2 separate regions of the Homo sapiens genome follow, and region 1 is linked to region 2. Evidence: chromatin contacts called from ENCODE Hi-C or POLR2A ChIA-PET data. All regions are on one chromosome and are shown on one strand. Each heading gives the region's core, a stretch centred on a gene start or an enhancer-like site at or near the end of the contact. The rest is flanking DNA. Distances are from core to core; before and after follow the strand shown.

Evidence for each region. Hi-C counts contacts between places; a loop is a spot of excess contacts on that map. ChIA-PET counts read pairs that join two places held with the same protein, here RNA polymerase II (POLR2A).
Region 1: a map of ascending aorta shows a loop between it and region 2 (8-fold over the local background). The contact joins two enhancer-like sites. A Hi-C loop is called at or near these places in 1 of 168 maps with a recorded cell type or tissue (ascending aorta). POLR2A ChIA-PET finds 5 or more read pairs at or near these places in 1 of 52 experiments (activated CD8-positive, alpha-beta memory T cell).

The regions. Positions count from the first base shown.
Region 1 is chr22:24,968,194-24,975,005 of GRCh38, forward strand. All of the region lies in intron 1 of KIAA1671, which reads left to right. Among named protein-coding and RNA genes, the nearest start is that of KIAA1671, 19 kb to the left of the region's middle. RefSeq lists an enhancer at 1,385-1,968. Within about 2 kb of position 1,863, at least 18 of the 41 ENCODE cell types and tissues checked have a DNase peak (open chromatin) inside an H3K27ac peak, as active enhancers do.
Region 2 is chr22:24,405,637-24,412,049 of GRCh38, forward strand. SPECC1L (sperm antigen with calponin homology and coiled-coil domains 1 like) reads left to right here. Exons shown (of 17, transcript NM_015330.6): 15 at 5,952-6,068. It overlaps SPECC1L-ADORA2A (SPECC1L-ADORA2A readthrough (NMD candidate)), which reads left to right. Exons shown (of 20, transcript NR_103546.1): 16 at 5,952-6,068. Among named protein-coding and RNA genes, the nearest start is that of ADORA2A, 19 kb to the right of the region's middle. RefSeq lists enhancers at 2,753-3,254, 3,255-3,754. Within about 2 kb of position 1,540, at least 8 of the 41 ENCODE cell types and tissues checked have a DNase peak (open chromatin) inside an H3K27ac peak, as active enhancers do.

The sequences.
Region 1 (6,812 bases), core at 613-3,112, 560 kb after region 2:
GGGAAGGGGGGCGGCGGGGCAGGGGAGAAGGCAGCAAAAAGCATGGAGGAATTTTTGGAATGCCCAGAATGCTGGCTGACCTAGCAGAGCAGGTGTGAGCCATCTTCCCTGGCTTTGGTTGGAGTCTGTTGGGCATGCCTGGAGGCTCTCTGGGTGCCATCCAGTTCTTGTCCCTGAGGCCTGAGTCACCCCGGGAAGGTGGCTGTGCTGTGAATCCAGCTGCAGCCTATAGTAGAAGACGCCACCTGGGTCCGGAGCCATGCAGCCCGCAGTCATGTCCTGGCTCTGTTTTCTCCCCAGCCATGGGAATGGTTTCCTGTATCCACCCCAGCATCCACACCCATGGAATGGGGGTGCTGATCTCTGTCTTTCAGCCTGGCTGGGAGCTCTTAGCAGGGTCACACGGTGGACACTGGGACAAATGGAGTGTCCGTGCGATTCTATCTGGGTGGGTGGTGATGTTAAGTAAAGCCCCCACTGTGTGCATGGAGCTGTCTGGAGTACTGAGACATTCCCAGACTTTTATTGATTACATAATCTTATCCTTTGGGGGACCCGCCTGCTTACTTGGCTTCCCCTCCACACCATGCATGTGTTGGGCATGAGATGACTCTCTTTTTATTTTCCAAATTGATAATTTTTATGCTCTTTTTGTCCTTATTATGCAGCAATACATTTTTATTGTTTTATTGTTTTGTTTTGTGTTGTGTTGTTTTGTTTTGTTGAGACAGGGCCTTGCCCTGTCACCCAGGTAGGAGTGCAGTGGTGCAGTCATGGCTCACTGCAGCCTTGACCTCCCAGGCTCAGGCGATTCTCCCACGTCAACCTCCTGAGTAGCTGGGACTACAGGTGTGTGCCACCATGCCGGCTAATTTTTAAAATTTTTTTGCAGAGACAGAATCTCCCATTGTTGCCTAGGTTGGTCTTGAACTCCTGGACTCAAGTGATCTGCCCACCTCAGCCTCCCAAAGTGCTGGCACTACAGGTGTGAGCCACCGTGCCCGGCCTCGTTTTTGTTGTTGAACATTTCAAAATGTAGTTGTCCCTTGGTATACTCAGGGGATTGGTTCCAGATCTCCCTCAGATACCGAAATCTGAGCAAGCTCAAGTCCTGTATATAAAATGGTGTAGTATTTGCATATAACCTACGCATATCTTCTCAAATACTTTAAATCATCTCTAGATTACTTATGATACCTAATCCAATGTAAGTGTTAGGTAAGGAGATGTTACACTGTATTGTTTATGGAATAATGACAAAAAAAAACCTCTGTACATGTTCATTACAGACACAACCATCCATTTTTTAAAAACAATATTTTTCATCCGAGCTTGGTTGAATCCTTGGATGTGAAACCGACAGATACTGAGGGCTGCCTGTACAGATAAATAAAAAGGAGATAAAATCCATAATCCCACATTCTAAAGATAACTGGTGCTAATATTCTGGGCTGTGATTTAGACTTTTCATCACACTCTGCATACATACATATTGATTGAGATTTCAGCTCCGTGTCTTGGGGCACATGTAGAATGTGGGCTTTATACTGAGGCGGCTTATATTCCACCCTGGCTCTGTAACCGCTTGGCTTTGTGACCGTAGGGAGATCACTACCCAGTATGAACTTCAGCTTCTGCTCTGTAAAACTGGGTTGCTATGAGGATTAAATGAGTGAAGGTCTGTGCACTGTTTAGAGAGGGGCCCCTTCTATGGATGCTGTAATTGATAAGTAGTGGATTTAGACAACAGGCTTCAGAGAAGACCCCCTCCGCCAGGCACAGCCGAGGTGGGAACTGCTCAGAACGGGGCTTGGGCCAGGGAGTTTGACTCACACAAAGCACTCTGGGCAAACTCTCAAACCAGTCCTGATCTTTATCACTCCGGGATGCTTCCTGTCCCTGCTGAGGCCTGGGCATTGTCCAAGTTAAAGCCACCGGACAGTCCCAGCAGGCTGGGAGGTGGCCCCTGTAAAATGAGCTCACCAAGAACCCTTCCACCTCCCCCGCTGACTTCAGCAGTGGCTTCTGGAGGACAGGCTCGAGACACCAGGGGAGAAGGACAAGGTCGGCCCACTACCTCCAAGAAGGTCTGAAAGCCATGATGTCACCTGGACACTGCAGGATCCCAGAAGGCCAGAGAGAGGAAAGGGCTGGGGGAGCCATAGGGCAGGGCAGGTCATGGAGCCTGGTTTTCAGAGGGGAGTTTGGGGTTGGAGACATCTGTAGGGAAGTGAAGCTGTGCTGTACTAGTTCTGTGACCTTGAACCAATACATTATACAACCTGGGCCATCCTTGGTTTCCGTCTCTATAAAATGAGGCTAATGGTAGGGCTTACCTAATAGGGTAGATGTGCCTTTATCATGTAAAGGCTCCTAGCACAGCCAGGCACATCGTCAGTGCCTCTTCCTCCTTCTCATCATCATCATCATCTAGTACAGGGGTCCAATCTTTCGGCTTCCCTGGGCCACACTGGAAGAAGAAAAATTGTCTTGGGCCACACATAAAGTACACTAACACTATCAATAGTTGATGAGCTAAAAAAAAAAACAAAACAAAACTCATAACATTTTAAGAAAGTTTATGAATTTGTGTTGGGCTCATTTAAAGCTGTCCTGCAGCCCGAGGGCCATGGTTTAGACAAGCTTGATCTAGTATATTTATAACAGCACCAACAATGCAGACTGAGCCAGACCCTGTGCTAAGCACTTGCTATGCACTATCTCACTCAATCATCGTAATCAACTGTAGCTGCTGTAATTTATTTATTATTTACTTATTTTGAGACAGAGTCTCACTCTTGTTGCCCAGGCTGGAGTGCAATGGTGTGATATTGGCTCACTGTATCCTCTGCCTCCCGGATTCAAGTGATTCTCCTGCTTCAGCCTCCCGAGTAATGGGATTACAGGCACGTGCCACCATGCCCAGCTAATTTTGTATTTTTAGTAGAGACGGGGTTTCACCATGTTGGTCAGGCTGGTCTTGAACTCCTGACCTCAGGTGATCCACCTGCCTTGGCCTCCCAAAGTGCTGGGATTACAGGTGTGAGCCACCACGCCTAGCCAGCTGCTGTCATTGATACTACTATCTAGCTGTCTGATTCCACATGGGAAGTGATCAATGAAGGACAGCCATAGTGGTTATTCCTATTTTTGCTGGTACTACCCAGAGCTGTCCATGTGAGACATAGCTCCCTTGCCAACCGAATATCCACAAATTTGGGCATCTACCCCTTGTGTAGAAGTGAGTCTTCTCCTGGGGCTGTTCTTGAGAAAAGCTCCTTGTTTTTCTTGTTCATGACACCTCAATGCCATGCCAGGTTGCCTTTAGTTTATGATGCTCTGAGCCCTGTTTCTCTGTTTTAGTTTCCCTGAAGGATGGCTGCTAAATCTTGGGGTTATCCCCTGGGGTCCCCCAGTGTGAATGTTGTACCCACAACATGGTACATTCCCAGTGTCTCTCAAATTTGGGGGTGATCCATCTGGCTGCTGTGGGATGTGGTACTGAATTTGCACCCAGAAATTGGTATTTTTTTGGGGGGGTCGTGGATCATGAAGGAAAGAGTTTGGCTTGTAGGTAGAGGGTTGGGGGGTTACCTGGGCTTCCCCTGGGCTGTGGCCTGAGTGCTTCCTCAAACAGGCTGGAATTCTTAACGTGCCACAGTTTCCAGAGAGGTTTCTTTAGCAGTGCTTCCAAAGGGAGCATGAACTTGGGGGTTTCATGTTCCAGGGTGTGTCTAGTGGGAGGGGACTGAGGGAGGGTAGGTGCCTGGAACAGGCTAGGGTCCCAGCTGGTGACTCAGTTTCCCTTCTACCTGGTCAGGGCTTTGAAGTCCAAGATCATGCTAGAGAGAGATGGGAATCTTTAAACATAACTTTCTGTGGTGTTTATTCCTAAAACCATATAGGATCATTGCAGAACATGAAGGAAAAATGGGTAGGTAGGCAGGCAGACCAACATTATGCAAAATGTTATCACCCAGACAGATATATTACAGTGGTTAACAACAACTAAAATATTGATCATAAACATGGTTAATGGTTATTGAGCACTTGCTACATGTTTTATATGGTTTACCTTATTTCACTGCTCAGAAAACAGTGCTCATGAGAGATCTGCATTCAGGACCCTGTGCTCATAAGCATATGGTCAGAACTACCCATTCAGTCTTCTGTCTACCGTATAGCTGCTTTCCATCCATTCTTCCATCCATTCCTCCATTTTGTATTCATCCATCCACCTACCCATTCATCCACTCATGCATGCACGCATGCATGCATCCATCCATCCATCCATATATGCATCCATCCATATATGCATCCATGCATCCATGTGTGTATTCATCTATCATTTCATTCATCTTTCCTTCCATCCACATACCTGTACTTTCTTCCTTCTTTCCATCTACTACCTTCCATTCCATCCACTTATTCTTTATTTCTTTCTTTCCCTCCCTCCTTCCCTCCCTCCCTTCCTTCCTTCCTTCCAGCTCTTTCTTTCATCCATCCATCCATCTCATCTAACAATATTTGTTAAGTACCTACTCTGTGCCAGGCACTGTTCTGGGCACCAAGGATGCAGCAGGGTTCAGTGCCTTCGTAGTCCTGACATTCTAGTGGGGAGAAGCAGGCACAAAAGTCCGTTCATAAACCAGAACTTCAGATAATGATTAAGAGCGATGGTGAAAATAAAAGAAGGTAATGTGGAAGACGGTGTCTGCTTTCGATGGGGTGGCTAGGGGAGGGCTCTGGGAGGAAGTGACCTATGTGCTGAGACCTGAAGGAGACAAAGGGGCCATCTGAAGAGCCCACGGGGAGAGTGTTGTAGGTAGCAGGACCGGCAAGTGCAAAGGCCCCCAGGCAGGAGCAAGCTGGGCATTGTGCTGGAAGACCTGAAGGCACAGGGAGCAAGGGGGAGAGGTTCAGGGGGCCAGGCTAGTGCAGGGCAATGTGGGGTTCATTTTAACTGCAGTTGCCCTTCATGGCAGGACTCGGTTTGGGCTTTTAAAAAACCCTGACTGCTGAAAAGGGAATGGACTTGTGCTCAGGGGCAGAAGTGGAGGCCCGGAGGCCAGTGAGGAAGCTACATCTGTGCAGGTGGGGAGGGTGGTGGCACACAGGAAAGGACAGTCCTCCCCATGACCCGCCCATTCCCTGCTCTCGCTCCTCTCAGTACAGACCCCAAACTGCATATGATGGTTTTTTTTTTTTTTTTTTTTTTTTTTTGAGACGGAGTCTCGCTGTGTTGCCCAGGCTGGAGTGCAATGGCGTGATCTCGGCTCACTGCAACCTCCACCTCCCGGTTCAAGCAATTCTGCCTCAGCCTCCCAAGTAGCTGGGATACAGGCATGTGCCACCATGCCCGGCTAATTTTTTTGTATTTTTAATAGAGACAGGATTGTCTCTACTAGGCCAAGCTGGTCTCTAAGTCCTGACCTCAAGTGACCTGCCTGCCTCGGCCTCCCAAAGTGCTAGGATTACAGGCATGAGCCACCATGCCTGGTTATTGCATATAATTATTTATATATTTGTTTATCTAATAATATCTGTCTCTACTATGGAAATATGAAGCTCCAGGAGGGCAGGGACTTTGCTCCCTGCCATGTCCCAAGTACAGTTTCTGGCACATAGTAGGGACACTTAATAAATATTTGTCAAATGAATGACTAATAAGGTCCTCCCAAAAATCTGGGTGAAAATAATAATGATGCTGAATAATAGTGATGACTGTATATTAATAATAATAGTAGCAAGCCGGTGCTGAATGTGCCGTGTAGACCCGGGCCTGGCTCTGCCCACCCTCTGCCCAGCTGCACCTCCTTTGGTGGTTTGCACAACGGGACTTTCACCAGCTCTGGGAGGCCCTGTCACCTGGCAGGCCCTCAGCAAATGATTGGCTGATTTGCAGGCTCTGCTCCCTTTCAGGAAAGGATTTATCAGCCGGACTTGGGTCTGGGTGGGGCAGGTTTGGGTGAGGCCTCTCAGCTGCGTGGGAGATAGAACTTCTGGGTAAGCTGAGGACTGAAGTTCAGGTTTCCAGCCTGACTTTTCCCAGCCTTGTGACATTGGGCAGGTCTCACCCCCTCCATGAGCTTTAGTGTGTGATGTGATGATGGTGACAGGTACCAATGCTACCGTTTGTTAACCCATTAGGACATGCCAGGTACTGTGTTAGGTCCTTTAGTTCTCATGGTGACACCATGAGGCAGGAACTATTCTTATTTCCAGATGAGGAAAGTGAGGTGGAGAGAGCTTAAGTCATTAGCCCATGGTCAGTCGGCTAGGAGGTGGTGGAGCTGGGATTTGAACCTAGGTAAAGCTAATGCATGAGCTCCGTGTTTAAACTCCAAACTCCAGTCATTCTTGTATCACTTCGGGATTTTCTTGATATGTGTATACCACCTGGGCTGTTTTTCAAACATTTTTCTTGAACTCTTCTGTCTTTTCCAGTACAGCCTTATTGAGATATAATTCACTTATCATCCAGCTCACCTCTTTTTTTTTTTTTTTTTTTTTTTTGAGACGGGTGTCTTGCTCTGTTGCCCAGGCTGGAGTGTAATGGCGTGATCTCGGCTCACTGCAACCTCAACTTTCCGGCTTCAAGCAATTCTCCTGTCTCAGCCTCCCGAGTAGCTGGGACTACAAGTGCACGCCATCCTCGCCTGGCTAATTTTTGTATTTTTAGTAGAGGTGGAGTTTCACCACACTGGTCAGGCTGGTCTCAAACTCCTGACTTCAGGTGATCCATCCGCCTCGGCCTCCCAAAGTGCTGGGATTACAGGCGTGAGCCACCACATCCAGCCCAGCCCAGCTCA
Region 2 (6,413 bases), core at 290-2,789:
CGAGACCAGCCTGACCAACATGGTGAAACCTCATCTCTACTAAAAACACAAAAATTAGCCGGGCATGGTGGCGGGTGCTTACAATCCCAGCTACTCAGGAGGCTGATGCAGAGAATTGCTTGAACCCAGGAGGCGGAGCTTGCAGTGATTCGAGATTGCGCCACAGCACTCCAGCCTGGGCAACAGAGCGAGACTCTGCCTCAAAAAAAAAAAAAAAGTACTTTACATATGTAAAGCACATTACAGTTTCAGTAGGGGTCGAAGACTCGTCATCTTGTGTGGGCTGGGATTTCACTGAAGTCCAAGACAGCCAGGGTAGTGTGCCCAGGAAGTGTCAAACCTGGCTCAGACCCCTGTCCGCAAGCTTCATACTGGTGGTGGTGAGTTGTTTTTATCCAAGACATAAAAGCTTTAGCTTTTTTCCTCAATTGCCAAGAACATCCAGGGTGATTTTAGCCCTCCTGGGAAGGTAGGGATCATAAGTTCCAGGGGCCACCAATCCGCAGGCAGATTCACCTGTTGCCACCTTAGAAAGCAACAGAAAGTTTAGTTCCAGACCTCATGCAGATGGGGACAGAGCACCAGGCTGCTCCCAGGCTCTTCTGTGGGGTCCAGGCATGGAGCAGAGGCATGAGGGGCAGATGGCAAAAGGCAGGTCTGGGGGCCGCCTGCAGACACTTGATGAGGGCCCCAGGATCAGGGGAGGAGTGCTCAGCAGGCAGTAGGGAAGACAGGGCATGAACCCTTGCCCCAGGCATCCTGCGAGCAGTACCTCACTGTCATTCTCACAGTCATCCAGAGCAGTCTGGAAGGAGGCTGAGGCTCCAAGAGGCCAAGCACAGAGCTGGTCTGTGGGATCATTCTCCTCTCCCTGTGCTCCCCTGGCAGCCTGGAGCCCACTGTGGTCTGGGTTTGGGGATAGCTGGCGGGTTGTGTGCATGGTGGCGGCTGGCAGGTAGGGGGTGGAGAAGGCCTCACTGGGTGCTGGTCACACCTGCAGAGCAAAGGTCTTGACTGAGTGAGGAAGGGAGAAGCCATTTCTCTGGTGATTCCATGCGATTTTGTGTCGTTTCATGTGTTTCCTCTCCAAGATACTGATCCCGTCATAATATTAACGGGCCGTGGTGGCCGTGTGGAGGGGAGCTCCCCGCCTTCCTGCCTGGTGTTCTTGCACCGTGCCTTCCGAGAACCCAGCTTCGTTGTTCTTATAATTTAGTCAATATGACTTCATTAGCAGTTAGAGTTTTCAGCCTGGAACATTTCAAACCATGCAACAGCCAGTGACGTTGGGAGCAGAGGGCTGCGGGCTTCTTCCTCACTTCCCTGGAGGAACCCCTTTTTCAGAGCCCGGCTCATTCTCCCAACATGATCTCTGTGGATGGGGGAGGAAGCAGAGCAGCCAGTGGGCGCTCAAGCTTCACTTGGGCTCCCTACTTTCTGCCTCCAGCTTATCACATAGGGTGCCTTGGAGCCACGTGCAGCAGTCTGGCCTGGCTGCTCTCCAAACCTCCAAGGGTTAAGGGAGGTAGGGCCCCCAGCTAGCCTTCTTTTGGGCTTTACTTGTATTGATAGGAAATTTCGTTGTCAGGTACTCAAATGTGAACTTCCTCAGCCTGGAACTGAAGAAGCCATTGTTTTCTTCCCGGTTCAGGTCACTGTGGCATGCTTTGTAAAAGAAGTCTCTCTTCCCGGAGGTTCCAGGTGGGGCGGGGGTGCTGGAGCAGCAGCTTCTTCCCTGGCGGGGTGTTGGGTTTATCTTGAGGAAGCGGAGGGGGAAGGCTGGGGTTCCCACAGCCAGGCGGATGGGACACAGGAGCCTCTGCCTCGAGGCGCTGTGCAGTGGTGAGGCCAGGCACGTCCACGACCCTGCCAGAGCTGCCTGCGTTTCAGGGAGCAGAAGGGGCGGCTGCGGCAGGAAGTGAAGGTTTGTTTTCCTCCAGAAGTGAATGTGACCTCTGAGGGCCAGGCGTTGCCATTGGCCTCACACAGAGCTCCACACGTTATTAAGAAGCTTCCTGGCCCCCTCTCCCTGCAAGGATGCCTCTTTCATCAAGCACTTAGTCCCTTAGACCTGGCTCTTTTTTTTAGTACCTTTAATAGACTTTTTCCTCTGCATTTTGGACAAGGGGACCTTGCATTTTCATTTTGTAGTGGGCCCTGCAAATTACGGAGCAAGTGAGTCCTGGCCCATTCTTCATTTGTCTTGCATACTTCATTCCTGCCTCTTCTCTGTACCCTAATCCTAGACTTACTTCACTGTGGAAAGGTGCACAGGGCATTAGGAAATCTTACCTAGACAACTAAAGGAAAGCAGGCCCATCCTCCTATGATACACCTCACTTTGAATGATCCCAGAGACCAGCTGTGTGGCCTGGGTGAGTGTCTTGGCCTCTCGGAGCCTCACCCTCCTTCCAGACTGCTGCGGGTGGCTGTGAGAGTGAAAGTGAGTACTGCTCACAGGATGCCTAGGGCAAGGGTTCCTGTCCTGTCCTGTCTTCTCTGCCACCTGCCTAGCACTCCTCCCTGGTCCTAGTTTCCTCCCTAAAGAGCTGCTTTCTGAGATTCCAATGAGATCAAAGAGATGAGATTGCATGCGTGTGCGTGTGTTCAGGGGTCTTCAGTCAGCAGTAACTGTCAAGCCCTGTTTGCCACAAGGCACCTTCTTCATTAGGTCATCAGAACCCTTTATGGAGTGGTAACTGTTAAATCATGGCCAGAGCAGAGAGCCGCATGGAGGGCGGGCCAGGCCTCTTGGGAATGTAGCAGGTCTTACCCTCAGGACTGCATCTTCGTGGCCAGAAAGTGTGAGGACTACAGACTGAGGCAGAGAGGATTCTCACCTGGCCTAGGTATTTGGGGAGGACTGACATCAGTGGATGCCTGGTGGCACACATTTAGGTAGCCAGGTCAGACTGTCGGCACACCAGCCACCAGAGGCTTGCTGCCACCTTCCCCTGCGACTCTTGGCAGGTTTGCGTTTCCTCGTTCCTTAATCTGGTCACTTTCCTCACAGCAGTTTATAACAATATCTCTGGGTCATATCAGAGAAGCTGGAAGCAGCAGATGTTCAGGTTAATGAGAGGAAATGGCCTGTGAAAGTAACTCTTGGGTCTGCTGTCCTTTGGAAGGCTCATGCTTTGCACAGACACTGGAACGTTCTGGGCACGTGCAGTCAGAAGCCAGACAATACATTCTGATGATGCAGGTGATGAGAAGTCAGCCTCGTGATCCTCCACGTGGTCTGCTGCTGTGTAAGGACACCTGCCTAGAGCTGTGAGGCTGGACTGACGGTCTCCCTCGCAGGGGCGGCCTGCCCAGCCTGCTTTACTTGGGTCCTTGCTGGTTGGACACATCCTTGCAGCTCTGAGCCTGGGTTCCCATGGCCCCCACCTGCCCTTGTCTCTGAGCCAGGTCCCTGACTTGGTGTTAGGTCCTAACAGTATATAAAGAGGGGTCAGGATTCGTAAAGTGCTTTGTAAACTTTGTAAGATTCTGTACAGATATAGTTAATAATATAATGATAATAATAGTGTTAACATCATTCTGTGAATCACTCATTCCTGGGAGGAGTATAAAGTGCTCCCCAGGAGCTGGACGGTTTGCATTGAATAATAAAATTTGGGCTTTCTCAGTCCTAAAATAATAAAATTTTAGGAAGCTGGCTCTTGGTGCAGTTGAAGGTGGCGTGAAATAATGAAAGTGGGACATGGTGGTGGGGAGGTGTTCTTGTTCAGCTTGTGGTGTCTGCATAAAGTGTGAATTAGGAAAATTGAAATGTGTAGATTCATCTTCATAAGGACTGTTGCAAATAAGGGTAACGGCTACATACCAGCTGAATTGCAGAATATTTTATATGATAAAATACTCTGGGCCAGGTAAGGTGGATCACACCTGTAATCCCAGCACTTTGGGAGGCTGAGGTGGGAGGATTGCTTCAGCCCAGGAGTTCAAGGCTGCAGTGAGCTATGATTGTGCCACTGCACTCCAGCCTGGAGACAAAGTGAGATCCTGTCTCTTTAAAAAGTAATAATAAAAAATGAATTATATATTCCTTTTATAGTTACAAATACTTTAAAATATGGAATAAGGTGCCCCTTAAAAGAAAGTCAAGGCTGGGTACAGTGGCTCTTGCATGTAATTTCACTGCTTTGGAGGCTGAGGTGACATCGCTTGAGCTCAGGAGTTTCAGACCAGCCTGGGCGACATAGCGAAACCTCATCTCTACAAAAAAACAAACAAAATTAGCTGGACGTGGTAGCACGTACCAGCCTGTAGTCCCAGCTACTCAGGAGGCTGAGGTAGGATTGCTTAACCCCAGGAGGCCGTCAAGGCCGCAGTGAGTCAACTCCACTCCAGCTTGGGTGACAGAGAGACCCTGTCTCAAAAAATTTTAAAAAGTTGAGGTGGTTCACCAAGAGGTGGCATGGAGAGCACATAGCCGGCCTTAATCGGCTCCTAATGCAAGATGGGGGCTGTCAGATGATGACACCTTCAAGTTACAGAGGTGTTTTGGTTTGTGGTTTGTGTGTTTTTTCGGAGATGGGGGGGATCTCACTGTGTTGGCAGGCTGGGGTGTAATGGCTGTTCACAGGCACAGTCATACCATGCTGCAGCCCTGAACTCCTGGGCTCAAGGGATCCTCCCGCCTCAGCCTCCTGAGTAGCTGGGACCACAGGCGCATGCCTGGCAGCAAATTGCAGAGGTTTTTGATGGACTGCAAGTCTTAGCTTAGAGTCCCTGATCTGGGAGGTCAGGCTGAGTCATAACTTTTCTTAACAGAACAGCCCTGCCCCACTCCTGTGCCCCATGCTTCTTTCTCCCTGGCAGAGTTGAGGCTACAGCCTGCAGGGCTGAGGAGCCCTGTACTCATCCCACCTCCCCACACCAGACACTAAAAAGACCAATGCACAGAGGATCGAGGCATTTAATCAGACCACTAAATTGCCTCATCAAAGACATCTTTAAGCGAAACCTGTATTTTCAGATTACTTTTTTTTAACCACAAGTTTGTGGTGGGGTACACTATAGCAATCTCCAGTACATGTGGTGCGTGGCCTGGACCAATGCTCAGGGGGCCACGTTGTTGCTCTCCTTGGCTTCTCACCATCCATCAGAGCAGGTGTCATTACAGTGAAAAGGGCAGAAGGTATCTTCATGTGTGGGCGCACTTTGAGATACACCCTGACTTGGAGGATCTTTGACATGCTTCAACAACCAATGGAGAATGAGTTGCATTTTAATACATGGTGCTTTAAAGGTCATTGATTACCGGCCAGGTGCGGTGGCTCACACCTATAATCCCAGCACTTCGGGAGGCCAAGGCGGGTGGATCACAAGGTCAAGAGATTGAGACCATCCTAGCTTACAGTGAAACCCTGTCTCTACTGAAAATACAAAAAAAAATAGCCGGGTGTGGTGGCACATGCCTGTAGTCCCAGCTACTCGGGAGGCTGAAGCAGGAGAAATCACTTGAACCCGGGAGGTAGAGGTTGTAGTGAGCCGAGATCATGCCACTGCACTCCAACCTGGTGACAGAGTGAGACTCCATCTCAAACAAACAAACCAAAAAAAACAAAAAACAAAAAAGGGGGGGTCATTGATTACCACCCACATCCTCTGGTCTGTACTGTCACCCCAACAGGTCATGGTAGAGGCCAGCTTCAGCAGCCTAGGGTCCTCTCTTTGTATGCAACAGCTAGTAAGTCAGCAAGACGCCACGTGTTATACCAGGCCCAGGCGTGACCACGTAGGGGCAGCCATCTACAGCTGGTGGGTGGGACGGGTTGGGGAGTCATAGATACCAGGTAGCCCTTGGACACAGCCGCCCTGCCCTGGTTTTGGTTTTGTGTTTTGGAGGCCATGCAGCATCTGAGGCCTCCTGCGTCCTCCTTGGCATCTCCTAAGAGGGTCCCAGCATGTGTTGGTTACATGTTTTTCTTCCTTTCCTTCAGAATATTGACATTACAAACTTCAGCAGCAGCTGGAATGATGGGCTGGCCTTCTGTGCCCTCCTGCATACATATCTCCCTGCCCACATTCCATATCAAGAACTGAACAGCCAGGATAAGGTAGGCCATGGAGGGCCAGCTCCTGGCACCCACCTCACAGGGTTGGAGGGCTGAGAACCAAGGGCAGCACCTGCCTCAGCAGGTCACATGCCACAGCGCTGGCTTGCGATTGCCTCGTGCCATCTGGGTCTTCTGGGATCAGGTCATTCATGCTGAGCCCACCAGTCCCTGTCCCACCTTGTGTGGAGTATTTGGTTGGTTCAGAATTCCCCAAGTGATATCATTCCTAGTGGGAGCAGCCAGTCCTTCCTGAGTGACTACATTTAGGATGAAGAGCTTCACCAGGAGGGGCCCAAGAAGCTCCGTGAAGGCAGGAGTAGTCAGGCAGTGCTGACCAGGCCAGGC